2 separate regions of the Homo sapiens genome follow, and region 2 is linked to region 1. Evidence: chromatin loops called from intact Hi-C (ENCODE). Cell type or tissue: ovary. All regions are shown on one strand. Each heading gives the region's core, and the rest is flanking DNA. Links, peaks and the distances in the headings are about the cores only.

Region 1 (15,671 bases), core at 4,718-12,717:
CATGGCACATGGTTAGGTTTCCAGATTGTCACTGCTGAAAGGGACTTTGACAACTGTTTCTACAATTCTCAAATTATAGTTTCATGTGCATCATATTTATTGCACCACACACTGAGCTAAGCATGGTGGATGCAGAAATGAATGGTACATGTTTCCTGACCTTGACAGGCTCAAAGTCAAATGGGAAAGAGGACTATTTTATTTATTTATTTATTTTTATTTTTTATTATTATTATTATACTTTAAGTTTTAGGGTACATGTGCACAATGTGCAGGTTAGTTACATATGTATACATGTGCCATGCTGGTGTGCTGCACCCATTAACTCGTCATTTAGCATTAGGTATATCTCCTAATGCTATCCTTCCCCCCTCCCCCCAACCCACAACAGTCCCCAGAGTGTGATGTTCCGCTTCCTACGTCCATGTGTTCTCATTGTTCAATTCCCACCTATGAGTGAGAACATGCAGTGTTTGGTTTTTTGTCCTTGCGATAGTTTACTGAGAATGATGATTTCCAATTTCATCCATGTCCCTACAAAGGACAGGAACTCATCATTTTTTATGGCTGCATAGTATTCCATGGTGTATATGTGCCACATTTTCTTAATCCAGTCTATCATTGTTGGACATTTGGGTTGGTTCCAAGTCTTTGCTATTGTGAATAGTGCCGCAATAAACATACGTGTGCATGTGTCTTTATAGCAGCATGATTTGTAGTCCTTTGGGTATATACCCAGTAATGGGATGGCTGGGTCAAATGGTATTTCTAGTTCTAGATCCCTGAGGAATCGCCACACTGACTTCCACAAGGGTTGAACTAGTTTACAGTCCCACCAACAGTGTAAAAGTGTTCCTATTTCTCCACATCCTCTCCAGCACCTGTTGTTTCCTAACTTTTTAATGATTGCCATTCTAACTGGTGTGAGATGGTATCTCATTGTGGTTTTGATTTGCATTTCTCTGATGGCCAGTGATGATGAGCATTTTTTCATGTGTTTTTTGGCTGCATAAATGAAAGAGGACTATTTTAAAGTAGCATAAAACTTTTTAAATATTGGGAAAGATATGAATTAGAACACTCACACATTGTTAGTGGGAGTGTAGAGTCATACAGACACTTTGGAAAATTGGCAGCTGCTTATAAAGTTAAACATGTTTCTACTCTATGACCCAGGGATTACACAGTTAAGTATTTACCCAACAGAAATGAAAGCATATGTCCTCAAAAAGATTTTTGTACATTCTTGTACATAGATGAAGAATATTCACAGTGGCCTTATTCACAATAGCCCCAAACTGGAAACCATCCAAATGCCCAACAATAGGACAATGAATAAATAAACCGTGATATATTCATGAAATGGAATACTGCTTGGCAATAAAAATCAATGAACCACTGATGTAGTGGATATCTTTACATATCACAACACGGATGAACCTCAAAAATATTATTTTGAGTAAAAGACATGAAAGAGAAAAAAGAATACATACTCTAGAGTTCAATTTCTATGAAGTTCAAGAACAAGCAGCCCTGTGAGGCTGCAAAGAAACAGAAACGCATATACACTGTTGGTGGGAATGTAAATTAGTTCAGTTAGTTTCAAACTGTGGAACAAGTTTGGAGATTTCTCAAAGAACTTAAAACAGAACAACCACTCGACCCAGCTAAACACATTACTGGGTACATACCCGAAGGAATACAGATCATTATACCAAAAAAGACACATGCACTCTTATGTTAATCACCATGCTATTCACAATAGCAAAGACATGGAATCAACCTAGGTGCCCATCAGTGGAGGATTGGATCGAGACTATGTGGTACACATACACCATGGAATACTATGCAGCCATTAAAAAAAACAACAACAATGAAACCATGTTCTTTGCAGCAAAGCTGGAGACCATAATGCCAAGTGAATTAGCACAGGAACAGAAAACCAAATGCCACATGTTCTCACCTGTAAGTGGGAGGTAACCATTAAGCACATATGGATATAAACACGAGAACAATACACACTGCAACCTACTACAGGGGCAGGAAATGACAGGAGCGTGGGTTGCAAAACTACTCACTGGGTACTATGCTCACTACTTGGGTCCAATATACCCATGTAACAATCCTACACATGTACCCCTGTATCTAAAATAAAAGCAGGAAAAAATAAAATAAAATTCAACTGAGAGAAACAATAAAATAAAATAAGAAATAAATTAATTGATTTAAATAAAGAACAGGCAGCCCTAATCCTGAGTGGCTGGAGCAGACAGGGAAGGGGCAATGAGGTAACTTTCTGATCAGTGGACATGTTCTACATCTTGACTGGATCAACGGTTAAGCAGATGTGTGTATTATCAAAACTCATCAAACTGTACATGTAAGATATGTGCACATTACTGCAAATTTTATCTTAATAAGAAAAGAATATATTGAAAACAGGCGAGAACTGGGTTCCTACTGCATCTTTGAAATTCACTAACTGTAAGACCTGGGGCAAGTAACTTATTCTCTTTAAGCCCCACTTTCCTCGCTTGTAACATAGGACAACAGCCTTACCTCCCAGGGCTGTTTTGAGGATTAAAGAGACAAAATGTGTAGAGTATTTAGTTTAATGTCTAGCACATTGCACAATAAATAAAAGTTATTTTCATTCTTGCTTTTAAAAAAGTGACATGGAAGTACATAAACAGTGCTAAGTCATACAGAGATGAGGAAACAATTCTGCCTCAGTGACAAAGTGGGTCAGAGAAAGCTACCTAAAGGAGACGATGGTATAAATTAGTCCTTGAAATAGTATTTTACCAGGTGAACGAAAGGGTGGAGAGGATCCATCCCTGAACCTTTTTAACCAAAGTTACTCTGAGCCTTCTAAATTAAGCAGCTTTCACGGGGCTCAACGTATCTGAAATGAATTAATTCAGCAAGTATTCATTAAGTATGTGCTCTATGCAGAACATTATGCTAAGTGCTGTAAATGGGAGAAAAAAAACAAAACACAAAAACCATAAATACCTGGATTATACTGGAAGTGTGGTTAACTTCAGCTAAATGGAAAACCTAGGCAAATTACAAATGTATTTGAACTTGCTAGGCCCATTTGCATTGGAGCATGGCTAGTGAGGTGTTTTAGGGAGATGATGTAGTTTTAGGTAGACAGAGCTGGGTCTGGAATCTGGAATCAGCCACTTTCCAGTGGCTTCTGCAAATTACTTCACCTCTTAGAGCCTCAATTTTCTTACCTGCAAAATGCCGAAGAGAGTTACCTTCATGATTAAATGAGACAACTTGTGTATTTTCTACCAGACAGAACCGAAGTAAATAACTGACACTTCAAAACATTAGCTCACTTTTGGGAAAGGCTACAGAAAAATCCAAAGACTTGAGTGAGAATAGTGCCCCTTAAGCTCAAACTGCAATCATATTGATTGGATCACTGCCGTTTAAAAAATTAGTCCTTTTAAAAATATATTTTTTCAGGGTTTAAAGAGATCTATATTTTAAAATCACAAAACAATTCCACAGTAAGGACCAATATCTTCTGAGTTGGCCAAAAGTCCCCTAGCAGAACATAAGTGACATTGGCCTGGGCCAGTGGCCTTTGCTGTCTAATGTAATAGGAAATGGAGCCATTCAGAAGGGGATGTGGACTTTAGGGGCACCTGTCTCACTTACCATCTGCTTCCCATTCCCCCTGTGATCAGTCAAAACATTTTCAAAATATTTTACCCAAATAAGACACTTGATAGACGTTGCTTTCCTGAAATTTTAATCTGGGAAATGATGTTTGTTTAGCTACAGGAATCTTCAGGTGCCTAGACCACATTCAAATTTAGGGTTGCAAAATTTCATTTCTGGCAATAATTACATAGGCGTGTTCTTTATTTTATTTAATATCTATTTCCGGTGTTTTATTTAGCTCCCAGAACCACACAGAGTATGTCATCACCGCGACAGAGTGGTTTGTAAACCCACTAAGTACTACTCACTAGGATTGCCACAGACTAGGCCTGTTATAAGAAACCTCTTAAAATATACAGACGAGGGCCACGCTGTATTTGCCTTCTCCAAGGGTAGGAATTAAGGCTAAGTGCAAGCATATGCCTGCCGAGGAAATGGTCTGACACTTTTTAAACATATCAAATGCTCCAGCAAAATAAAGCAGTACATGGTTTAAATAATATTCCCACTTTGCTGGGATAACCACAGAGGGAGGGATGTGCAGACGAGAAAACTCCCCACCACCTTCCTTCGGGCTCTGTACTCCCTAGCTCCCTTCTACAGGCTGGACCTCATTTTCCTCAACAAAGTCAGCCGGCGGCCTCCACACTGTAGTGATCATGGCCTGACCTCCTTCACGCACTTCTGACTTGAAACACAAGCAGCTAAAACCAGTTTTTGCAATCTCTCTCAAATAGCTAGATCTTGTAAATAAAATAATGATTGGTGTAAGACAGTTACATATAACAGATGTGTGCATATGACCATCTGACTCTCCCTCAAAACACAGATGAGAAAGGATGGGTTGGAAAGCCCCTTCTTGTCTACACAACAAATTAACTGAGGCCTACCTTGGTTTTTCCTGGAAAGTAATTAAGACAAATTTTCCTTATTTCACTGACACTTTCTATACCGTAATGGCAGACTTTAGAGATCCTAAGAATGACAGCAAAAACACTATGTGCTGCTCTGGGAGGCCCTTTTGATTTTTGTTGTTGTTGTTCTTGGGACAGAGTCTCACTCTGTCACCCAGGCTCAAGTGCATTGGTAAGATCTCGGCTCACTGCAATCTCTGCCTCCTGGGTTCAAGTGATTCTCCTGCCTCAGCCTCCTGAGGAGCTGGGATTACAGGCACGTGCCACCACGTCCAGCTAATTTTTGTATTTCTAGGAGAGATGGGGTTTCTCCATGTTGGCCAGGCTGGTCTCGAACTCCCTTACCGCAGGTGATCTGCCCACCTTGGCCTCCCAAAGTGCTGGAATTATGGGTCTGGGCCATTGCACCCAGCCCCCTTTGGCTTTTAATTGACACATGATTAATGTACTGCTATTATAGTATTTTAAGGGTAGTGAAAAGTTAAGTGTTCATTCTTATTCTTCAGAGACTTATTTGTTCTAGGTAGACCAAAGAAAATAATTCAGAAAACTGCTTACACAAAGAAATATGACACAGCTCTTTTGCATCTTCCCTGGAAAAAGCAGCAACAATTTGCTATTTATTCAAACACATGACAGAAAAAAAAAACAAAAACAAAACAGACCCCCTTGGGCAAATTATAAAGCACAGCTAGGGAGAAAATGAAAAGTGCTTTGAAATTTTTAAATAGTAATTATCAAATAGTAATTAAACCAAAGTAGAACAGGAAACAAACCAATCTATCAACTTAGGGGATTTTCTGTCTCCTTAGTTACATGGAATAGCACTTCCCACAGATGAAACTTGAGGCAGGGTATAATTCTGGCATTAAAATAATCAATAATTCATTTTCTCCTTAAGTATTAAATTAATCATAAGAGAAGGAAATTATGTAAATACATGCAGGTATGGAAATTTGTTTAATGAATATAAATTAATTACTGATGCCATAAGAAATTTTCTATCATCATTTTTATGTATTCACTTAATAAAAGGAGATCTTTCTGCTTTTTAAAAACATTCTTCACAAGCTATAAGAAATACGTTTTATTCTATTTCAAATCTTACTAGTCTTTTTTTTTAATCTATCAAAATATCAATAAGAGTCATTGTAATTTTACAATTTTGTTTTTGTTGGGTTTTTTTTTTTTTCATTTCAAAATGTTCTTGGTCATTGGGAAGAATGCAAAGCAGAGATGGTCACGCACAAAGAAAAGTTTTCATTAATAAATACCAGAGGCTACAGCATGGTAAGGACACACACCAAGCTGTGCGACCACCACCCACCAGGGTGACCACTGAAGGGGAAGACGCAGTGAACGCAGTGGAAGACTGAGCACCCGGGTGTCCAGCTGCTGGGGCTCCACAGGTGAAGGACTCAGTAGGTGAGGGGCAGTCCCAAAATGCCAAAGAGCATTAGTTGACCTTAAGCAACACAGGTTCAAACTGGGCGGGCCCACTTATATGCAGATTTTTTTCAAAATACAGTCAGCCTTCCATATCCAAAGGTTCCATCTGCAACCAGACACGGATTGAAAATACAATATTCTTGGGGTGTGAAACTTGTGGATGCGGAGGGCTGACTTTTCGTATCCACAGGTCCCTCAGAGTCCACTGTGGGACTTAAGTTTGCTTGGATTCTGGTATCTGCAGGTGGGCCTGGAACCAATCCCCTGCAGATACCGAGACCCAACTGTACTGGCTTCCTTCTGATGCTAACCACTAGGATATGACGAATAGCTAAAGAATTCAGCTTTCAGAGCACCTATTGGCATTCTTGCACATACAAAAGAGGTGCATTCTAGCAAATGTAGCCTGAAAACTGAACGTGTAAATCAAACCCCATTTTCCCATGGACATTCCTTTTGAAACAGGGTTTGGATTCACATGGGGCTGAGGGTCTGGGAGAAACCTGGCTCCAGTGGTTCCAGCATGAGCACCAGAAGCAGCATCTCTAGCAGTGCAGCCCCAGATGCAAAGTCCAAGTTTCCATCCCAGGATCCTAGAGGTTGCCTGATCTCTGGGAACATACCTTCCTTTGGGTTCCTTCTGCAACTATTCCTTTTGTTCCTCTTGCCCTCTCAATATCATTGTACCAAACCTCTTGTATTAGATACCCTCTGTTTGCAATAGCCAACGAGTTTCTGTTTCCTGACTGGAGTCCGACTCAGACAACATTCCCTTCAATACCTAGCAAAGTGAGTTTTGCCCAAAATAGGGAAGTAGGGAGGTAGTGTGGTACTATGAAAAAAGCTCTAAATTTGGAATTAGAACTAAGTTGAAACCTCCACCTTACCATTTACTGGCCAAATGACCTTTGGCAAGTTACCCCTTTTTACCTTCTCTGTACAATGGAAGCAATACTAGCCACATACCAGGGAAATTGGCTGAAAGCTTCTAGTTCTAGTTCTCAGCCTTAACTGTACCATAGCATCATCTGGGAAACTTCTTCAAAAATACCACATTTGGGATCCTCCAAATGTTGGAGGAGAAGCTGATATCAGAGAAGCTGATAATCCATTTTTGGTGGGATCCAAGCATTGGTAGTTGCAAAATCTTCCCAAGTGACTCTGCCTCACAGTGTGATTTGAAAACCATAGGTGTAGCAGCATCAACGTCACCTCTTAGAAAGGCAGACTCTCGGGACTCACCTCAGCCCTATGAAATCATGTCAAAAGATGAAATTACAACAGATTTATTTTACAGATTGAATAAGCTTTCATTTTTGATTCTAGAATCAGGCAAAACCTCATTCTATATAAAACAAAATAGGTGTTCCAAGGAGCTGAGCAGAGAGGTTGGCTTTAGAGACAGAAAAGGGTGAAAGAAAGCAGAGACAGAAAACAAAAAAGTGAACTGGTGGTTTCAAAGTTACTTTCCTCAGAGGGTTAAAGGAGAGGGGCCTTCCTGATTATGCTGACTCAGGTTGATTGGAACCTCCTCTTGTTTAGGAAAACTGGCCTGTTTCAAAGTTCAGTTTGTATACACGGCACTTAGCACTAAGTGACTCCATTCTGGTTTGATCTATTCTGCTGCGGCCGAGTGCAAGAGGCTAATCCAAAACAATGGCCTCCCATAAACTTTGTTTAACTGAATCCACATTTTGCCAGATTCCAGGTGATTACTCTGCACATTAAAGTTTGAGGAGTGCTTGGTCTAAAATATAGTAGGTACTCAATGAACAACAGTTGAATCCGAATATTAGCCGGTTAAATAGATAATGAAATTGAATATTGGGCAGCTGCATATGGGGGCATATACCTATTCAGAACAATTCAGGGGACCTGCTGGGGGCCCCTTTATTTTGGAGCCTCGCGCTGCAGTCACACTATCCTGGATGCCTATGCCCTCACATGCAGTTCAGCAGCTTCTAACTGGTCTCCCGCCTCTACTCTTCTTCCTCTGTGATTCTTCACTCTCCACACAGCAAAGTGATCATTAAAAAAAAAAATTCTGTAGAGACAGGGGTGACAGGGATCTTATTATGTTGCCCAGGCTGGTCTCGAATTCTTGGTCTCAAGTGATCTTCTCACCTTGGGGTCCCAAAGTGCTGTGATTACAGGCTTGAGCCACCATGCCTGGCCCAAAGTGATCATTTTAAAGGAGAAGGAGAGCCTTGACACTGACAGTGACGTCTATGGACCAGCAGCAACAGCAACAGCAACAGCAACAGCATCCCAGGAAGATGTTAGAAATGCAGAATTTCAGGCCCTGCCAGGCTTCCTGAATCATGGTCTTCAGCTGAAGTCCCTAGGTGATTGGAATACACCTGTTTGGATACTCTAAAGGCTTTCTGTTATCTTAGGAGGAAACCTCACATTCCTAGCTGATCTGGACCCACTTCCTCTCTGACCTCGTGTCCTGGCACTGTCCCCACACTCACCATCACCTGCACACGCTGGCCTTCCTTCTGCTCCTTGAGTCCACCCTGCCCTTTCCAACCTGGGGCCTTAGAACTAGCTGCTCCCTCTCACCCCGCCCTCAGGCCTTCATGTGGCTGGCTCCTTCGCCCATACGGCCCCTCCTGAGAGTGGCCTGACCTGGTCACCTATTTAATGAGTCACCTTCCTTCACTCTATCCCTAGTTGCTCTCTATCATATGATACTGATTTAATCTCCTCAAGGCATTTATGAACATCTGAAAAGATCTTATTCATATGTTTACTTATTACCTTCCCCCTCCAAGAATGTAAGTTCCATAAGAAGAGGGAACTTGGCCAGGCACGGTGGCTCATGCCAGCCAAGGTGGGCACATTGCTTGAGCTCAGGAGTTCAAGACCAGCCTGAGCAACATGGCGAAACCCCGTCTCTACAAAAAATACAAAATTTAGCTGGGCATGGTGGCACATGCCTATAGTCCCAGCTACTTGGGGGACTGAGGTGGGAGGATTGCTTGAGCCCAGGGAGGTGGAGGTTGAGGCTGCAGCAAGTTGTATTTGCACCACTGCACTCCAGCCTGGGTGATAAAGTGAGACCCTGTCTCAAAAAAAGGAGAGAAAAAAAAAAAAAGAGGGACCTTGTATCTCTTGTTCTCTGCTGTACCTTAGAACCCAGAAAAGTGCTTTGTACTTGGTAGGCATTTAATAAATATTTGTTGAATACATATCCTCATATTTTTCCACTGCAATTCCCAATGCAACAATGAGTTCAATGCTAATTGTTAGAAAGAGTCTTTCCTTCCCACCCCTTGGGATTCCAAGTGAAGGAACTTCAGCTACAGGATATTCCTGGCCTGACATCTCTCCCATCTCCTTTTAGTAACCTGTCTGATAGATGAACTTTTGGAGAAAGCAAGAAAACATTTCTGGTTTTTAGAACAAACCTATCTCCTTGATTCTGATACTCTTTGCTACTAGGTTCTCTGCATGGAGTAGGCTTTGTCCCAGGAAGGGGTGAGGATATGGATTGAGGGGGATAAGTTCAATTTGGAGAAGAGTTAGGGAGTCTTTGGGATGCAAATCAAAAGCCATTTTTTTTGACATGAATTACCTGTCTTCAATGGTCCAAAATTGCTCCAAAATTCAGGAGATAACTAAAGGGGTATTATGTATTAAGCCACCTAAAATGCTAACACACATCACAGTATATATATCAGGTGTACTGATAATACCTATCAGTATACATGGGATCATTTGAGAACTATAAGTCTTCCTCAAATATCCACGGAATGATCTAGAATTCTGTTCTATGCCCTCATGAGTTATCAGCTGAGGAAAATGATCCTGATTCTTGTGGTTTTCCATTACCACTTCTAAAGAGAATTACTCATATTTTCTTGTAGTCCAGTCCCCCAAATGTAAGTGTCTTCAAAGCTTGGCTCTGTTGAGCATCTGTTTCACCTGAAAATGTCCTGCTTTCTCACCCACCTTGGGGGAAATACCTTGGCTCCCCAGGAGGTCACCTGTGTACTCCTGGACCATCCAACCCCGCCCCTGTCTGGATACTTGGTGGACCCAATGTCCATCTTTTTGCAGGGCCTCTGTGTTTCCAGTGGCATCTTAAAATAGTAACAAGTCTTAAAGAGTGGCACATTTACCCTAGGAACAATTAGAAAATGTTCATCAAGTTCAAAAATCTCTAATTTCCTTCAGAGCTAGATGTAACTTAGAGTTCTAATCCAATCCCTGTACCAAGAATCCAATGCTCAGAGAAGTTCAGTGATTGGCCCAAGGCGACTCAGCGAAAAGGTTCGTGCCTGAACGCTGGAATCAGTTCAAGATGGACCATCTCAATCATGAATTTCAATAAAGGAATTAGGTAGTTGTGTCAAACACTGCCAGATGCCAAGTAGGTCCTATGAAATTTGTGTTTGTTTGGGTTTTTGTGAGATGGAGTTAACACACGCAAATGTGAGCCAGACATAAGAAAAAATGATGAAACGCTGCCAAGTCATTACAGTACCAATAACAACTATAGCTAAGAAAAGTAACTGATGACTCAGAATAAATAATTTCCATACACATTAAATTAGCATTGGCTTTTGGCGAGAACATCTTTGAGCACACGTAGCTGCAGGGCTTAACTGAGAGTGCTGTCAAGCAGATGCTCCCCCAACCCTCCCGTGTGGGTTTGGGCTGCTTTTCCTCCTCTTCCGCAAAACACGATGAACTCTGATTGTTCAAATTAAACAAAAAATGAAACTCCCCAAAATTCTGCCTTCAGTCACCACCACCCAGACCTGTAAATCAGCACTGCTCATTTCAGTAAGTTATTGGCCAGACAACAAAAAAGGTGGTTTCCTTGAGTCCTCACTGAACATAACTGTGTGCCATCATTAGAGGAAAACACATACCCATCTTTAAATTAACCAAAGTTTCTAACATCCCTTTTTAAAAAACAGCCATAAATTTGAAAAGGAAAAATATTTTCCAAGGAAAGCTGATTGCTCGGAACTTCCTACCCCACACACTTCCGTATTTGTACACAAACCTCAATACTTAGGATTCAGAAATGAATCAACCAGGCCTCATCTTGGAAAACACTAAAGCCCCCCACAAGTCATGGAGACTGGCCAGTATTCCCGGAGTGCCAGGGATGCCTGGCTTGGTACAATCATAGTGCCCATTTTGCAACATGACAAATGACAGATTGGAGACTCAGAAAATGATGGCATTTGAGCTCTTCGAGACAAAACCACTTGAAGGATAAGTCATTAAACCTTAACAAGCCAAGACAAGAGGTGACCAGGGACTAATATTCAATACCAGGGGACCAGGGACACGTTTGATTAAGACACAGACTCTCTGAGAAAGCTTACTAGGCTACTGCCTTTCTCCCAACTGGAAAATAGACTGTTGACCACCTTCTATGTCAGTCATCCATCAGTATTCAAGGGGTACCAGTTCCAGGAACCCCACAGACACCAAAATCTAAGGATGCTCAAGTCCCTGATATTATATGGCATAGTATTTGCATATAACATACATACATCCTCCAGTATACCTTAAATAATCTCTAGATTACTTATAGTACTAAATACAATGTAAATGCTATGTATTAATAGTTATACTGTAATTTTTTAATTGTATTATTTTTATTGTTATATTATTATTTTTTATTGTGTTTTTCTGAATATTTTTGATCATTGGTTGACTGAATCCACAGACACAGAACCTGAGGATCCAGAGGGCTTAGTATATTGCATAGGGATCATAACATGTTTTATATTCCTATTTAATTCAATAAAAAGTTTTCAAGTTTCTTGGGATAAAATTTAGAGTTGGTAGCAACATATTGCCTTAAAGATTGACTATTTATTTGTATACTTTGGGCACTCCATATTAATAGGTCATGCTAAATGGCTGTTTTCTATTAGCAAACTGTGGAAGAAATTTATCTTTAAAAGTGTGGATGCCATGATAGCAGGGTCTGTATTTTTCAAATTTAAAAATCCCCCCACATAGCATAGTGCCTAGCTCATTGTATGCCCTCAGTAACTGTTTTTTGTTTGTTTGCTTTCTTGTTTTTTGAAACAGGATCTCTCTCTATTGCCCAGGCTGGAGTGCAGTGGCGCAATCTCGGTTCACCTCTTTCTCACAGGCTCAAGCAATCCTCCCACCTCGGCCTCCTGAGTAGCTGGGACTACAGGCGTGCACCACCATGCCTGGCTACTTTTTCTATTTTTTGTATGGACAGGGTTTCGTCATATTGCTCAGGCTGGTCTTGAACTCCCGAGCTCAGGCAATCTGCCCACCTTGGCCTCCCAAAGTGCTGGGATTACAAGCATGAGCAACTGTGCCCAGCCTCAGTAACTGTTTAATAAACCAAGGACTAAATGAATGAGTGGCTTCCTTATTGGAAATAATGCTGCTTTGGTAAAGAGAATGCTTCCTCAGAAATGATTTACTTTCACCTAGAAAAATCTAATGGTTACCTACTGGTATCTAAGGGTTTTCCTGTAAGATGTAACTAAATGGTAATAAATTGTTTTATTTTTAAAATGTGGTCAAGGAATTAAGATTATTTTGACATTGGATGTTATTTATCTTTGTTTAAATGTATTCACGGTTAAAATGGAATGAACCTTATAACTTTATGTGACTTTTTCTCCTGGGTATATTAGTGCTATTCTTTTGAAGTCTTTAAAATCTGTTAAACAAAGTAAAACCATGGAGACAATAAATGGAAAAAATTACATATCTAAGACAGACTCTTACCCATATTGTTTCAATAACAGCATCAATTTATGAACAAAAAACAAGACGGTGAAAAGGTCAACACAGCAACTACCTCTGTCAAAATCAACCATTTCACAGAATGCTCATATTGATAAGAAAAACACTTCATTCTTAAACTGTCACGGTTTACGCCAGCCCTTAAGACTGTGCTTAGATCTTGAGAAATGTTTTTCCCTTTAACCTTTTTGATGAAATGGGTGGTTTTAAAGGCATGTTTTTCAAAAATAATATTGAGATTCATGCATGTTGAATTTTAATCACTCTGCTTCTCTGAGCTGGAGATCTAGACAGTGAACAACTCTGTGAAGTTTATAGGTGGGCAGTTGGAAAGGTGACACTATTTCCAGCAAAACTAGAACATCTATAACCTGCTTGTCCTCCACCTAAATTTCCCTGACCACAAGGTATCCTTTTCATCTTGAACATATACTTTTTCTCCCTGGAACTTTCTGGTTCTCCTCATTTAAAGCCAAGGCTAAGTTTTCTTTCTATAGGTTCCACAGTTGGGGTTCGTTTTTTGGTTTTTGTTTTTTCAGATAGGGTCTCTCTCTTTCACCCAGGCTGGAGTGCAGTCGCACGATCTCAGGTCACTGCAAGCTCTGCCTCCGGGGCTCAAGCGATCCTCCCAACTCATTCTCCCAAGTAGCTGGGATCACAGGTACATGCCACCATGCCTGGCTAATTTTTGTATATTTTGGAGAGACAGATTTCGCCGTGTTGCCCAGGCTGGTCTCCAACTCCCGAACTCGAGCAATCCGTCCGCCCTGGCCTCACAAAGTGCTGAGATTACAGGCATGAGCCACTGCGCCTGGTCAGGTTCCACAATTTTAAAAAACATGCTTATACTATTTTTCTATCATTGCAGATAACTGTTTCATTATACCCTATGATACTGTCTTCATAGTCCTAAATGAAGCAGTGGTGAGAAGGTCATGAATGATCTGGTGCTTTTTCTCAGGAGGACAGGGGGTCAAGAATGATTCCATCAAATGGTGTTGGATAAGGGAGCTCCTATACTTTCTTTTCTTGTTATTAACGATTTGAGATGAAGGCTTTTTCTCATGCTTTTCTATGGGCTATTTGTTCTGACAGTTATGACAAAGAAAAGATAGAAATACAATACTGTCTTGGCATTGCTTGTTAATTTTAAGAAGCAAGTTGAAAAACAAATCAAAGAATATAATACTTCAGGAGTTTTGAGTCCTTACCTAAATATCAACTAAAACTCATCTGACCGAGCTCCAAATAGAAACTGACTACACTGCACCACTGGGTATCCCAACTCTAATAAGGTATTGTATCCTAAGGCTCATGCCACTGGATTTGCATTTTCTAATTCACTTTCCAATGCAAGATTACTTGGACTTCTGATGAAAATGCTCCTCCAAACAACTAAATCACCATCAGGTTTATAACCAACTCAATGTGTGATAGTCCTGACACCATCACCCCAACCTAACGCGGCACATGGTTATTTCACTCTATGGGATGCTGATCAGTTTTTGGTCTGTCTCAGCTACATCTTTAAATTACACTTGTGCTGTACTCAGATCCTAAGGGCTTCATACTAAGACATGTAAATTATATCCATAAGCAAGATGTTCAGTTGATAGTTTTTTCAAGGATTAAAAAAAATTAATATGCACACCAAAACTTGGCATCCCATTTTGGATGATTTCAATAAAGATCTCACAATATCCTCAGATACATCTCAGAGTCAGGAAGAACACATTTACGGTGTTTGGTTTAAAGTCAATTAATATTCTTTTGGGAGGCCGAGGCAGGTGGATCACCTGAGGTCAGGAATTCAAGACCAGCCTGGCCAACATGGCGAAACCCTGTCTCTACTAAAAATACAAAAATTAACTGGGCGTGGTGGTGCATGCGTGCAATCCCAGCTACTTAGGAGGTTGAGGCAGAATCGCTTGAATCCAGGCGGTGGAGGCTGCAATGAACTGAGACTGCGCCACTGCACTCCAGCCTGGGCAATAGAGAGAGATTGTCTCAAATAAATAAATAAGTAAAGTCAATTAATATTCTACCAAATGTATTTACAAGTATTAGACCCATTGTTTATCATCAGGTTGGGTAATTGAGTTTAACTGCAGTGAGTCAAAACTGAATTGGAATCCACCACTTACTAGCCCTATATATGACTTCGGGAAAGTATTTAAGCAATCTGGGTCTCAGTTCCACCCCACCTACTTTCTTTTTTTTATTTTTTTTAAGAGATAGGGCTGTACTCTGTGCAGGCTGGAATGCAGTGGCACAATCATAGCTCTCTGCAGCCTTAAACTCCTTGGCTCAAACAATCTTCTTGCCTCAGCCTGCCGAGTAGCTGGGACCACATGCATGAGCCACCGCACTCAGCTAGTTTTCCTTATTTTTAAAATAGGGGATAACAATTGTTCTCATCTCTGAGGGTTACTGTTAGGATTATATGACTTCTTATTTGTCGGGCACTTAGCACAGTGTCTTGCTTCCGATAAGCACTATATAAATGTCTGCTAAGTGAAAATAGAAAATACAATGCCTGGCACTCAGAAGGGATTCTATAAGTGATAACTAAATCTGAAGCCAATAGCAATAAAGACTTAATAAAACAAAACTAAACTATAAGGCGAATTTCCTATAATAATAAAGTAAAAAGAATACTTGTCTGTGAGTCATGAAATGACTGTCCCAGTCACAAATACACCCTGTGGCTGTGGAAAAGACACTTCCTCTCTCTGCACCTGAATTTTTTCATCTGCAAAATGAGAGAATTGTACCGCAGAAGTTACAGTAGCTTCCAGATGCTGGTATGTGGCTGCGAAACAGTCGGCGCTGGTCTAGTCTGTGAGAAAGACGAAAGCAAAG
Region 2 (15,671 bases), core at 4,525-12,524, 97 kb before region 1:
ATAAGCAGGCCATAAGAGTTAGATTCAAAAGAACACCAAATTTAATAATTATAATAAAATTGCAATAATGTATTTATTTATAATTCCTTTCTTTCAGGCAGTTAAAAAGGCATCACCAGCCTAATCACATTAGCTCTTCAATCAAGTAAGGTAATCAAAGAGAACCTGCCCCTACTGTATGTACAATCTTATACATAAAATGCAATATCCTTAAATGCCACCAAAGATCATTCTTTTCTTTGGAGACCCTAATATGGAACCTACAAGGTATAACCTTAAAATATTTTTTGCTGATTGGTAATGATTCTTTAACTATTCGTGCTGGTAATGGCTATTTAAACTTGATACTGAGTGATTTTTTAATGGAAGTTTGCAAAGGAGTGGGCAATTTGATCTCTGTATTATAAAAGACACAAAACATAGTGGCTTTAGAACAAGTATGGTTGGCTATGTTACTGTCTTAAAACAGTTCTACTTTCCCCCAAGATAAAATGGAAATACGCAATTGGTAAATTAAGAATGAGATTCCCTCTGTTTGTGAGGTTCTGAATGTTTCAAAGCTGGAGATTATGTCCAAAGAAAATGGACATGGATGGAAATTTATTTATTTATTTTTTTATTTACTTATTTATTATTTATTTATTGAGACAAAGTCTCGCTCTGTCTCCAGGCTGGAGTGCAGTGGTGCAATCTTGACTCACTGCAACCTCTGCCTTCTGGGTTCAAGTGATTCTCCTGCCTCCGCCTCCCGAATAGCTGGGACTACAGGCACGTGCCACCATGCCCAGCTAATTTTTTTGTATTTTTAGTAGAGACGCAGTTTCACCATGTTGGCCAGGATAGTCTCAATCCTGGCCTTGATCTCGATCCTCAGGCTCCCAAAGTGCTGGGATTACAGGCATGAGGAAATTTTTATAATGATGATCTCAACCTGATAGTGAGCCATGTTCCTTGTTTCTTCCCAACATGCAGGTACCACTCATTGGGTGGCTGCTCATCCTATGTATGTAAGGGGACAGAAGCCAGTTTCTGAGACCAGGATGACAAACCCAACTCTGTAAAATGACCATGAGAACACTCTATCTGACTTTTCTACATTAGCAAAGCACCCCCACAGAGACTGTTGCCCTTACCTCTATACAGGTTTGCAAAGTAAACCTTCATAGCTTCTTGGTAGAGGACAGCACTCCCATCCTACCATCAGCACGTCCACTTGTACAGCTCAGCTACACTAGGGCAAAATTGTTCCTGTGAAGTGGGGTCATTCTTTTCCTACCACTGAACATTCCAAATGCTGCTCTCAAAGCCTAAGATCCTCTGAGTTTCCCATAGCAGGAAGCTCATGTCCCCCATCAACCAATACAACCATAAAGATCCTGGACATTGGTGAGAAAATGAAGAGGGAAGAATATTAAAATAAAATCTTCTCATTTTGATGGTGAAGATGTCAGCATTATTTATAGCTCGGTGGTATGACTCTTTGAGATGTATATATCGCTAATTTTAGCTAACTAGACAAGGGCAAGTACATACAGTCCTTCATCAGTCCTAATGGAAGTATCCCTTCATGGATATTCCCTGGTTTATAGAGTTCTTATGGAACCCTTAACTTAAATTTCCTTCCACACTCTGGCAAAAATACAGCATGAAATCAAAACTCTGGTATTCACTCATCAGGAGTCTGAAGGATGACCTGTAAGGCACCCACTAGTTACACAAATGAGCTGAAGCAAAACACAATTTAACAATGTGCAAAGTCAACTTACTTGTTCATTTTTAGTAAGCCTGGTTTTGTTGTGAATGTCTGATGTGACCAAATTAAATCCGTGCTTCTCCGACAAGATTCTCAGAAGCAAGACCACAGTACGGCTCCCACACTTGCCTACCCTGTTGTACACCACCTGGCTTGGGAAAGGTAGTACCTGGGAAAAAAACCAAGAGAACAAACATGAAACGTCTGTATGGAAATACTTAGGATTCTTCCCTCAATTTCAGAACAATAACTGTTTCATATAATAAATCTGAGTGAAAAAGGCCTATAATCAGATTAATAAAAAGGATGTATATCAGTTCATCAGAAGTGATAAACTATATTTATCTTCATGATATAACAAGAGAAATGTTGGTCTTCTTAACTCTCTGCACTGATGAAATTTCAGGCAGTCTCTAAGATTGATTATCAAACTTGTTTTGTTTCTTTTTAAAAACAAAATACATAAATATGTTCCTTAATGACAATATTTTTTGCTATTATGCTTTATCAGAACAACTTAATTTACAGAGTGATCAAGAAGTGGAGTGGAATTCCAGAACTCTTAAAATGCAATAATAGAAAGACAATTTGTAAATGGATGATGGATTTGAATAGATATTTCTCCAAAGAAAATATACAAATGGCCAACAAGCACATGAAAAAATGCTCAACATCATTAGTCACAGGGAAATGCAAATCAAAATCGCAATGAGATACCACTTCACAGCCATGAGGATGGGTATAATAAACAACCAAGAAGACAGTAACAGGTCAGGAGTGGAGTGGAATTGCTGGATCATATGGTAACCGTAGGTTTAATTTTTTGAAGGACTGCTAAACCATTTTCAATACAGCTATACTATTTTATATTCCTACCAACAACATATGAGGGTTCCAATTTCTGCACATCCTTGCCAACACTTGTTATTGATATATATGTATTTTTTTATTTTTTTAGACAGGGTCTCACTCTTCTGCCCAGGCTGGAGTGCAGTGGCATGATCCTGGGCTCACCAACCTCCGTCTCCCGGGCTCATGCGATCCTCCCACCTTAGCTTCCCGAGTAGCTGGGACTACAGGCACACACCACGACTGGCTAATTTTTGTAATTTTTTTTTTTTTTGGTAGAGACAGGGTTTCACCATGTTGCCCAAGCTGGTCTCAAACTCCTGAGCTCAAGCAATCTGCTGGCCTCGGCCTCCCAAAGTGCTGGGATTACAGGCATGAGCCACCATGCCTGACCTGTTACTGTCTTTTTGGTTGTTTATTATACCCATCCTCGTTGCTGTGAAGTGGTATCTCGTTGTGATTTCGATTTGCATTTCCCTGTGACTAATGATGTTGAGCATTTTTTCATGTGCTTATTGGCCATTTGTATATTTTCTTTGGAGAAATGTCTATTCAAATCCATCATCCATTTACAAATTGTCTTTTTATTATTGCATTTTAAGAGTTCCATATATATATTCTGGATTTGCAAATACATAATCTACAAATATTTTCTCCCATCCTGTAAGTTGTCTTTTCATTTTCTTTATGGTGTCCTTTGAAGCACAGAAGTTTTTCATTTTGACTGAGTCCAATTTATCTAAATTTTCTCTGGTTGTTTTGGTTTTGGTGTCATATCTAAGAAACTATTGCCTAATCTAAGATCGTAAAGATATACATTTATGTTTCCTCCTGAGAGTTTTATAGCTTTATTTCTAACATTTAGGTATTTGATCCATTTTAAGTTACTTTTGTGTGTGGTGTGAGTTAGTTGTCTAACTTCATTCTTCTGCATGCAAATATCCAATTGTCACAGCACCATTTGTTGAAAAGACTCCTCTTTCTATTCTTTCCCCACTTAGCTGTTTAGTACCCTTGTCAAAAATTCACTAACCATAAGTGTATTTGGGGTCATTATTATTTCTGGATTCTCAATTCTATTCCCTTAATCTATATGTTTATACTCATGTCAGTACCACACAGTCTTATTATAGCTTTGTTCTAAGTTTTTAAATTGGGAAGGGAAGGGTAAGTCCCTCCAACTTTGTTCTTCCTTTTCAAGATTGTTTTTGGCTACTCTGTGTCCTTTGCATTTCCATGTGAACTTTAGGGTCAGCTTGCTAATATCTGCCCAAAAAAGTAGTTGAGATTATGATAAGGACTGCATTGAATCTGTAGATAAATTTGATTACGACAGCCACCTTAACAATATTGTCTTCCAATCCATGAACATGGATGTCTTCCTATTTATTTAGTTCTCCTTTAATTCGTTTCTTTGATGTTTTGTTGTTTTCATTGCTCATGCCTTATACTGCTGTTGTTGAATTTATTCTTTTTGATGTCATTATAAATAGAATTCTTCTCTTAGTTTCATTTTGGACTGATTGGTAAAAATACGATTGATTTTTCTATATTGATCTTATATTCCACAATCTTGCTGAACTCATTTATTAATTCCAATAGTTTTTTTGTGTGGATTCTTTAGGATTTTCTATAATAAGATCATGCTATGTGCAAACAGAGAAGTTTTACTTCTTCCTTTCCAATATGAATGTCTTTCCTTTCTTTTTCCTTTCTAATTGCCTAGTGGACAATGATTTTTATATACTATTATCTACTTCTTATCTTGATATACTACTGTTTATCTATTTTGATATAATATTATATACTATTTATACTATTATCTACTTTATTATATATTTTTCATAGCTATTATGAAAAGCATCTATGATTAATCATTTTTATCTGCAATAAAGATATTTCTCCATTTTGAATGCTCAGCATTGATCAACAACTGACAATAATCAAAGGATTCCTTCATTCAGCACATACTCATAACAGAAGGTCATTTTAAAAAGCTCAAAACTAAATAATAAAGCACAGTAGAAAATCATAAATACACTGCAAACATAAATATATTATGGTAGGTCATTTGAATTTTTGCCTTTGCAATTATAGGTTAATTTAATTTTCCTGAAATATTTGTATGCAGGGTAGCATTTAATAAATTTGAAGCTTAAAGGCTAGTTGTCACTGGAATAAAATATAATATCTATATCATTCACTTAACAACCAGTCACATGCCATTTTGGTGCAATTTTTCCATTATGTATTTTTTTCTTATGAGTAATACCTTGTTTCTTGAGGGCCAGTCTACTATGTGTCCTCACAGTGCCTAGAATGTGCTTTGTACATAAAGAGCCTAAACAGACACTGAATGAGCCCTAACTGCTCTGAGGAATTTAATGTGCTGCTTAACACTAATTAACACAACAATTTCACTAAAATGTGAAACCAAGAGAATCTTCAAATACAGCTGCTTTATCTGACCAAATGCTATTTGAAGTCATCAGAGAAAATAAAAAGATGGTCATTTTAATAGGTCATTGTTACTTATGGTTTAATCAGTGAGTACTTCAAAAGCCTGTTCATTGGCAACAATTACAGAAGTCCAGATATTCAGAAAAATAAATTACATTCTTGGCTACAAGGTTATGATCAGGAAGGTTGAATTAGGTTTCATGTTTAGTTTAATGGTACAAATAGCATTTATAAGTTGGAGTTTCCATTACAACCAGGCTGGGGTATGAAATTATGGCTACGACAGAGCTGCCAACATAAACTCAGAGTTTAATTCCTCCATAGAAACAAACTGTCCAACAATTGGGATAGGTGCATTTTTTCCCGTCTCATAGCACATTACGGAATAGCAAGGAAGAATGTGTTACATCTGAATTAATGACCTAGAAGATGGGAGTTACCACATAGGTAAGTACTTTATTACAAGAGTACAGGTGCCTCTTGGACAGTTTAAGTGAATAACTGAGGCACTTACCTAGAAAACTTAGGTGAAATCACTTAATTTCTCCTGAATTGTTTGGGTAATCAGCACAGTAGCAGGCTTAGTATCTATCTGATTCTTTTTACTAATAACCAAAGATGTTATTTACCTTTAGGCTATTGGGTAATTCATTTTTTAAAAGATGTTAATTCTAATTGTTTTATTAGTTTGTGGCAAGCTTCCAACTAATAGTTTGAAAGTTTGTTATTTAAAAAGAACGCGTCTATAAGAACAAAACATCCTGTGTCATTTCTGCAGCTGGGTCTACGATAATAACTTGAGATAAAGGAGGGCTTAACATCCTCACAGTGACGGTACTTCTATCATTTCTCTAAATACCAATACACACCTACATGATATGAACATAAAAGCAGGAAATGTGTTTTCACTAAAATTTCTGGAATCAGCCTTGTGAGTTTTAAAGACACCTAATGCACTACCACAAACGTAAGTAAACCTGTCTGAAATTTAGGGTGGGGTTTTTAATCATTTTCTAAAAGAACCTATGTAATGCATTGAAACTTGCCGAATTAAGCAGCTAAATCAATGTGTAGATGTTGGATACAGTGTTAACAAGAAGCAGATTCCTCCTGTTCCTGGTAGAACTATAGATTTGTTTCTGATGGCCAGGCATGGTGGCTCATACCTGTAATCCCACCACTTTGGGAGGCTGAGGTGGGTGGATCACCTGAGGTCAGGAGTTCGAGACCAGCCTGGCCAACACGGTGAAACACTGTCTCTACTAAAAATACAAAATTAGCTAGGAGTGGTGGCAGGTGCCTGTAGTCCCAGCTACTCAGGAGGCTGAGGCAGGAGAATCGCTTGAAGCCGAGAGGCAGAGATTGCAGTGAGCTGAGATCGCGCCATTGCACTTCAGCCTGGGTGACAGAGTGATACTTAGTCTCAAAAAAATAAAAATAAATAAACAAAAAGAAAATAAGATAGATTTGTTTCTGAAGGTCTGCTTTAAAAATGTTCATCACCTTTTATTTGAAATGCACTTTCTGGAAAGATGGCAAAAAAAAAAAAAAAAAAAAAAAAAAAAGGACTGATTTTTAAGGAGGGAGGGACTGACCCTGTCCTAGGTTCTGTGACATGTAAACCCTTTTCATCCTTGTTTAACAATACAGAATGAAACAGCATAACTGTCTTTTACTCTGGCTGTGCATTTCTCTAAGAGTGTAAATTATCAAATGGCTTAAGTATCATTAGTAGCATCCAAGTAACTCCCTCTGTGTGCCCCCCATACTCCCCGTGGATCACAGATTCCTAACATAATGGAGTTTGAGGTCCAGAAGCAATTTAGAATAATTCATCCATTCAACACCCCCTAGCCACAACTATCACCCTCTATCACCCCCATCTCCAGCCCAATCTGTGTTTGATTTGGATGAAATTTTCCTTTACACTATGTAGATATTACAACTATTTTTACATGAGTAAACTGAAGCCCAGAAATATCATTTGGCATCTTCAAGGTCACAAAGCTAGAGTGACACATAACCACGAAAGCCCAGCTCTCGGCTCTCCTGACTCCTAAGATGACACTTCTTTAATATACAAATCAAATAGTGAAGAGAATTTTTAGTTTGACTTCTGTGACAGAGATCCTCTTTCCTTTTTTATGTCTTGCATGTATCCAACCTCATTGAATACACTGTTTTTCAACAGTCGGCGATCACAACCAGTATCATCAGCCATTACTCAGCCATGACTCAAGTCCCCAGAAGGCTTAAGTGGAACTGACAGGAGCAGATTAGCCTCTCTCTCCTTCCTAAGGACTCTTTCTAGAAAGCTAATGGAAGCCCAGAGTGTCAACGCAGCTAATTGGAGAAGAAGGTGGCAGGATGTATACTTTTCCCTTCCCTCCTTCCCCTGATATATCACAGGCGGTCAAAGTAGACAGCTGCCTCAAATATTGTCAACTGCTTCCACTGGGAAAGGAAAAAACCAAGAAGCAGTAAGTTATAGTAAAATGTATACAAAATCCTAAGTATATTTGGAATGTCTATCAGGACAAGCAAATGCCCTCAAATGATAAACTCAATCACTGTGAAAAGACTTTTAAAGACCTCTTAGGATCAATCTCGAAATCTTCATTATCCTTAACAGATACTTGCAATTGTCAGGCCGAGAACTCTATCCTCTACTTTAATGTTCCTATTATCATTTGCACAGAGAGTTTGAATGCTCACTCTTTCTTTAGGTGCCCTATAGAGAAGTACACATGAAACTCCTCAAGCACCCTCTCCCTCCCCCAAGTGATTCTTCATTCTTGGCAACTGCGGTTATATGAATGTTATGTCTGTGATTTCTATTTTATGGCCAATTTGTAAAAGTGAAGGGGCCTCCAAAATCTTTCATTCTATGAATTATATATTTTTATGCTGCCTGCCTTGTAAGTTCTGCAAATGCCACAAATCCCCAGAGCCTGACAGGCCTGTGTGGAGCGTGCCAGATAAACAGAAATCTTTCCAAGATCCTGAGCACGACAGGAACCACCACCAGATGACATCCACAAGTTCAATAGCTTAGCCCTGGTTTGAAATGGGGAGAAGAGAAGGAAGGCTTTCTAGGTAAAAAGTAAATGTGGTCTGGACCAAGACTTTCATAGTCTATGAGACCCAGAGTCTATAGAGCTCTTCTGGGGATTGGTAATGTTGGAAGAATTAACATCAGTGCTGCTTTTAATTCTCTGCAAAATGATACTTAATATAGTACAAGCTGTGGTTCGCAAATAACTGTATATTCAAATTCCTCACAGAACTTTTAAAAATGCAGATTTCTGGGCCACACTCTAAGACGAACTGAATCACAGTCTAGGATGAGAGTCAGGAGTCTCTCTCTAAAAAGCTCACCAGGGCCCTCTGCCAACTCCATCAGCTTTGAGGAAGTGCTGTCACAGAGGACTCCCAGCTTTCTGTATTAAGTGGCTGAGTGGGTCCTTGAAGCCTTCTGAGGGATTAAGGCTGGGGAGAAGGTTGCCTGCGTGATCCTGGAGAGGAGTTGGGGCGAAGGGCACTGTTGTGTCTTCCTGGGGTCTCATTGTGTGTTGATGAGCTCCACTCACATTTACCAGTCATAATTAACCTCATAAGTATGCTCACACTCTCCCAGGCTAGTTAGAGAACAGGTGTGCTGGTTAACTGAATGTGTAGGTTAACTGAAATTTATACTGAATGTTGTTAAAGCATTAGACCCTTAGCATGAATATTATACTGACTGTGAAATGACTTTGCTTGACGAATAAAACTGCAGTTCATGATTTTTCAGCAACTCCATTTCATGGTTAATCAAACTAACACTTGAAAGAGTCACAGCCAGGGCTGTGCAAGGCCTGAATTCAGGGACAATTCTGTTCCTCACTGTCCATAGGACTGTGAGCAGTTTAAATCCACTCAGCAAATCCTCATGTTAAAGTTCCTAGGACACTGTGGTGCTAGAAGCCAGTCACTTCACACCCTTGAGCCCCAGTTTCCTCACTTATAAAAAGGGGAAAGTTAGGTTATAACCCAATAAATGATATTTTCTTCTGAAGCTATTAAATTAATTTCAGTCCATATTGCTACCAAGATATAATCTGGAAAACGCCTTAAAAGTTAAAACTAGATTTTACCGTGTTTCCTTGTTTGTGGAATATATTCATTAAAGAAACAGAAAAAACAAAGTTCCAGTAATTTGTGCTGATGACATGGGTTCCAACTCCATAGGCGTTCCCAGTTTTATTTTGGACACCTTGGCTGTCCTATTCTTGTTTGGGCTTGTCCCATAATAAATCTACCTTTATCTTCCTTTTATCTTTCTCTTCCTTTCCACAGTTTTAATCATTTCAAGCTTCCCATTTTGAGATCATCGCCAAAGCCTCCCAGAACTCGGCAGTGATTCTCACTGGCCTTTGCCCATCAAACCATCTGAGCCACACACATCTGTTTTCTAATTACCATCATCTCTTCTGCTCCCAGTCTCCTTTCCTCCATTCTAGGGGAGGAAATACACAGAACCGATCTCAGAATTCTATTTCCCCTCATTGCAATCCTCCTGAACAGAAGGCTCTTTCCATCCACAACTCTCAAATGACATCCTGCGTGCTTCTCATTATTCAAGCCCATCTTCTCCAAGAGCTATGCCAAATCTGAACCTTTGGCTTTCTTCTCTTCCCCTGTTCCCACTTGAAACAATTCCATGTGTAATGCTACCTACAGAAAAATAAATATAGCCATAGATCATTTACAAGTCCATCTGGGTCTATCTGTTATGTGCATAGTGGATAATTAATAAAAATAATCTATCTGTTATGTATATAGTGGATAATTAATAAAGAGTATAGACTAGACTATTGGGATGAAAATACGATTATAGTAAGTGCTGTAGAACCAATGCTGTCATATTTATTATTATAAAGGATGCTCTTTCAGTTATCTCTTAAAACTATAAGAAAATCTACCAATTTTTTCTTAACATTCATAATATTTTGAAACCCCTGATTTGCTACGTTACAGAAGAAAAAGTATGTTGAAGTCGAAGGTTCCCTGGACTGAAAGTTATGAAACTCTGGCATTCCCCTTGGCTTTATCACTCTAAGTAGTTGAGTGACATGAGCAAATGATCCTGAACAACTTCTCTAAGTCAAAGTTTCCTCAAAGTATAGAATGAGGGCACTGAACCTAATGATTCCCAAGGCTCCTCCCTGTCCATGTGCCATATGTTAACCGAGGGCTACACAATACTTAGGGATGACCACAGGGTTATCTGAGTGGCATCCTGCACTTCTAAATATTAATTCCATTCTGTATACCTAATGTCCTGTTATCTCCATAACGCACATCATCACTATGCTATTCCCAGAACACAATAGCCTGCATGCTGTACCAGAATTTTCATACAAAGAAGCAATTTTCACAAGGAGCCATAAGTCATTTTCTAGATGTAATGATTAAGCTACCATAGTTGGATCCTTGAAGAGTGCTTCAGGAAAAAAATACAAGACTTCCAGTTTGAGCAGGAACTCAAATTTCAGGTGACACTGGTGAATGCTATCAATGCCATAGACCAAAAGATGAATATTTTCAAATTTCAAATTAACAAATATGAAAAAAATATACATATGAGGAACAAAGAGATTCACTTTTAATGCCACAGTACCCTTTAAGCTTCTGTGGTCAGTACACAAATAATAGGCAAAAAGCAGCCATAAACTGGGTATCTCATTACCACAGAATGTTACAGTTTCCTTTTTTTTGAGACGAGGTCTTGCTCTGTTGCCCAGGCTGGAGTGCAGGAGCACAATCTTGGTTCATTGCTACCTCTGCTTCTCAGCCTCCAGTGATTCTCATTCCTCAGCCTCCTGAACAGCTAGGATTACAGGCACACAGCATCATGCCTGGCTAATTTTTGTATTTTTATTACAGACAGGATTTCACCCTGTTGGCCAGGCTGGTCTCGAACTCCTGGCCTCAAGTGATTCACCTGCCTCGGCTTCTGAAAGCGCTGGGATTACAGGCATGAGGCACCGCGCTCGGCCAAAAATGTTACAGTTTCTAAAATTCAAACTGCAGTTGGGTCCATAGGAATCCATGGAATACTTGTATGTTTGACAGAAAGAGAAATGAAATCCACATGCCACACACATGAAATGTAAGCACAATGGGAGAGTGCAAGTTTGCGAGGCTAAACCTTCCTGAAGGCATATTTCCAAGTGGGACTTGTCTTCCTTTTGCATACACAAGGTAGCCCTACTGCACTTGTGCTTGGCGGCTTCTGTCCACTCTTCTAAGAGGCCTTTCAACTTCTCTATGGCTTTTATGATCAAAATTAAGTGGAGAAACCCACGTGGATGTGGAAGTCCTGTTTAACCTCATCTTCCCGTGAACATCTGTTATGCATGTGGATGTACCCTGTATGTTTTTGTTGTGCTCAAAAACATTATGAGTAATATTGTTGCAGTCACATCAGACTTGTAGCCATTTCTAACACTTTCTTACATGCTATGTATTCAGTCGTCCAAAAGTCCTTATTAGACAAACTCTGAGGATGAAAGTAGGAGGGTTCTCAAATTAGTTCTAGTTTGCAGTTGTTCCATTTTTAGTATTAATCAATTCGATTGGCTTTTTACATTAACTTTTGGACCAGAGTACGGAATTACAAAAATGCGTTTGGATAGATAATCTCTCCACTAGACCCACACACTTAATTTGACTCTCCATTCAGATCTGTAATACATTTTTGTTTAATCACACAAATCTCCAAATAAAACATGCATAGACACTTTTGTTTATACAGACTTCTAAGGTTTAAGAGTCTGCTCTAAAGCTAAGTTTCATTTCTCTATATTTATCCTATTTTGTTTTAGTTAACAATTTATACTCTGAGTCCAACCTCAAAACTCATTTGCTATTATACAAATAGAGGAGAAGTATTGATTATTGATTGGAGGTTTCATAATTTATAGCAGATATTGTTGGCATGGGCCAACCACTCGATTTAGAATGATCTTCTCTGGATGTTAGTGGGGAAAGAGTCCATTATTCTCATTACAACCCTCAGAAGAAGAGACTGCCCTCACTGAAAATAGTATAAAGGCTGGGGAAACAGCCACACTTGGCTGCCAAGACTCCTCTCTCATCAAAGCACTGTGCAAAGATTTTAAGACCAAAAGCTTGGATATACTGTTCACTGTGAATCACATCATTATTTTCCATTTGAAATGTCTGAATCAAATGTTAGTTTCTTGAGTGTGAATTGTACTGAGAAACTTATTCTTAGATTCAAATGATCATTGTTTAAATCTCTTAGCTGAGTTTTAGGCTTATATAACATAACCCATAATTTAAAATAGTGTGGCAGATTGGTACGATAATGGCCCCTGACCAGTCACACCTCTTCCTATCCCTGCACCGTGTAACTTCCTTCCACACGGCCCTCTAGACTGGCCACATGACTTGCTTTGGCCATTAAGACATTAGTAAGTGCAATACAAACAGATGCTTGAAAACAGCCTGCATGTGGGGGCTTCACCTCTCTTTCCCCTAGGAGGTTTTCCACCATCGTATGAACTTAGGCTAGCTTCCAGGAAGATAAAAGGTGGCACAGAATATTGAAAATTCTGTGACTAAATTCAGCAAGTAATTATTGAGCATTTACTGCGTGCTAGTCATTTGGTTAGGCATAAGAAATTGGTTGACTGCTGTAATTATTTGATTGCCTGTCTCACTAGATTTTAAACTCCATGACTGCAGGGGCCACATCTGCTTTTTCTGACTATTGTATCTTCAGTGTTCAGCTCAATGCCTGGCACATAGTAGGCACTCAATAAATAATTGTTGAATAAGTGAATACATCAAAGGTTACAACAAGTCTCTTGCCCTGTAAGAACTCACAATCTAACAAGGGAATTGAACGCTGACACTGCTTGCGCTGATACCATGTGGTAAGCGCCCCACTAGAGATATGCATACAGTGGTATGAGAACGGAAGGGGTGATCAACTTGGCCTTGAGAACTCAGGGAAGGGGTCACAGAGAACACGGCATTTGAACGGAGTCTTGGTATCTCTAGAAATTGTATGGCTTCAAAGGGATAGCCATTTTCCCTTTGCAAAGTACACCTACCCAATTCTTATTGATTTGCATTAATAAGAAACTTTCTAGCCTCCCTCCCATGTTTGATTTGGCTATGTGGAATTGGCTTCTTGGCATTTTTCACATCGTGTGTGTGTCTGTGTGTTGCACGTATGATATGCAAGGAAAACACACCATACAAAATTCATCAACTCTCTGGCCTAGTGTTTCCCCTCATACATACTGAGCATAGCAACACAGCAGGACAACTGAGTTGCAGCTCAAGAACAAATGGGTTAAACATGGCTAAAGAACTTCTCTGCTTTATGTTACATCTCCATGTATCAATACGAGGATGCTTGTATCTGCAGGTAACCAAAAACCCAACGAAACTCAAACAATAAAGAGAATACATTCTCTCGTAAATAAATAGGAAAATATATTCTCTTACAAAAGTCCTTAGGTATGGAGGTTTTAGGCCTCATTCCATACTTTTGTTCCATCTCGCTCTTCCATCCTGGAAATGCCAGCATTGTCCTCAGACTAGCTTTTCTTATGTTTCATGATGGCTGCTGCAGTTCCAGCCATCCCATGCAGAATTACAAAGTCTGGGGCAAGAAGAGACTATCTTTCCTGGGTGCTTCCTTTAAGATCTGAAAATCCTACCTAGAAGGCCCTGAGAAAATTTCTCATGTTCCATTGGTTTGGTCTAAACTTCCAGTGTACATCTCAACTAGCCATGAGCAAAGGAAATAAGACAACCATGCTAGGCTTAGATTAATCAGGACTCACTCATGAGCTAGGGTGGAACTGCCTTCCTCTTAGGGTAAAACTTGAACAAGTCAGATTTCTGCTAAAGAGGGGGAGGCTGTGGGAGAATGGATATGGAGTAAGTAACCAGTAGGGTCTGCTGTACCCCACCACTCAAAGGCCCTGTTGTTCTTGATTCTTCAAACACCTGTTCATGAAAATCTCCATTCCTCATCTACAGAAAAGGGAGTAAGAGCAGCAAACACCAAGGACATTCTCAACATGTGCGAAGGATCCATGGCTGTGTCCTATCCATATCCCCACAGCTGCTCCCTGCCCTAGGCATAGATTTGCTGATAGCTGGAGAAGAGGAGAGATGAAATACATTCCTTTCTACATAAAATGACATTGCTTCCCACACTGAAATGAGATAGAGAATTAGCAACAAGGTGAACTTGAGCTGGGAGATTAACTCCACACAAGAATCCAGAAATCATAAGGTATTTTTAGCTAGAGATGGCAATAAGACATTTAAATTGCTCTCAGATGAAATTATGTCTTAACTGCCTACATGTTGGGGGCTTTTCACAAGTATACCTTTTTCATAATTGAATTAATTTTGAACAAATGTGGCATGGAATCTAGACGCAATCCACCAGCATAGATCTGATCATGGAATGCTCTTTTCCACAGTATCTATTGGCTGGTTTTTGCTTTCATCTGTTACCTGGTCCTGGGTAAACAGATTTTTCAGAAATCTCCACCAGGATGGATGGGGGAACCCATTTCCTATAGGGAACTGTTATTACATTCAGGCTATCAAACAGTGCTAAATAAAATAAATCATTATTCAAAAAATATTTTTATAAATTGATACAGATATTTTCCATCTCTTGGGATTTTGTGATCTGATAGAAAGAGGAAAAGAGAAAGACAGTTTATAGAGCAACAATTGTCTCTATAGCTAGACTCACTGGATGGATATAAAACTTCTGACTTCCCCTATAATGGTCAAGAAGTTGGACCTGACTAAGCAATAAGAAAATCCTCATCAGGAGAGTTTAGTTAAAGAAACAAATGAAGGAAACAGAAGTTTAAAATGAGGGCAAGAGCCCCAGGTTTTAAGAGTCTATTGCTGATCTCAGACTGTAGTTGCCCTAGGGCAATAGAGTGAAAAAAAAAAAAAATCTTAGTGATGGGTTGAGCACTTGCTTGGGTCAGAGTCTGGGTAAGGCCACTGTCCAACCTATGTCATTGTAGTGCAGGAGCTCATCCTCCACCAGTGACACAAATACCTCCCCTCCAGGCCTTCACTGGGGACTGTACCCTTGGATGGAGAGCTGCTTATGTCTATCAAAGGGCTGGCTGAAAGATGTCAAAAGTAAGGGAGATTGTTTGAGGATACAGACTCCATCCATTTCTCTGTACATTTTGAATTTTTAGCCTTGGTCCAAGTTGGACCATCAAAAAGCTGTCTATTGAAGCATAACTTCTTGGCCCCATCTAGAGCTGCTTTGACTGAGTGACATTTTGGCATCATATCCTTGGCAGCTCTCAAGTGACACCATATGATAGGACATCTCACAATCCAGTTCTGTTTTGGAATGGGGATGTCATTGAGCACAATGTCTTCTATCTTTCTCATTTTTTTTCATCCCAGGGCTCTTAATTTGGTGGTGCCTTTCACGCAATATCTCACTTAATTTGTAAAATGACCTCAGAACCATGAGTATTAGTGCTCCCATATTAAAGAAGAAAAGGCTGGGAATTAGGGGGATTAAATA

What was found. A loop is a pair of places that touch in the nucleus more often than their neighbours do. Peaks named below come from ENCODE experiments on the same cell type or tissue, not always from the same donor. Only the 100,000 strongest peaks of a DNase experiment are listed, where the experiment ranks them.
Region 2: it touches region 1 in a loop (4-fold over the local background); 3 of 110 quality-filtered maps call a loop at or near these places.

What each region holds. Positions count from the first base shown.
Region 1 is chr6:148,831,161-148,846,831 of GRCh38, reverse strand. All of the region lies in intron 1 of UST (uronyl 2-sulfotransferase), which reads right to left. Among named protein-coding and RNA genes, the nearest start is that of UST, 92 kb to the right of the region's middle. In ovary, for the core only: no CTCF peak of the experiment used is centred there; no DNase peak of the experiment used is centred there.
Region 2 is chr6:148,927,530-148,943,200 of GRCh38, reverse strand. UST (uronyl 2-sulfotransferase) reads right to left here. Exons shown (of 8, transcript NM_005715.3): 3 at 1,767-1,922. Among named protein-coding and RNA genes, the nearest start is that of UST-AS1, 29 kb to the left of the region's middle. In ovary, for the core only: no CTCF peak of the experiment used is centred there; a DNase peak (open chromatin) is centred at 8,460.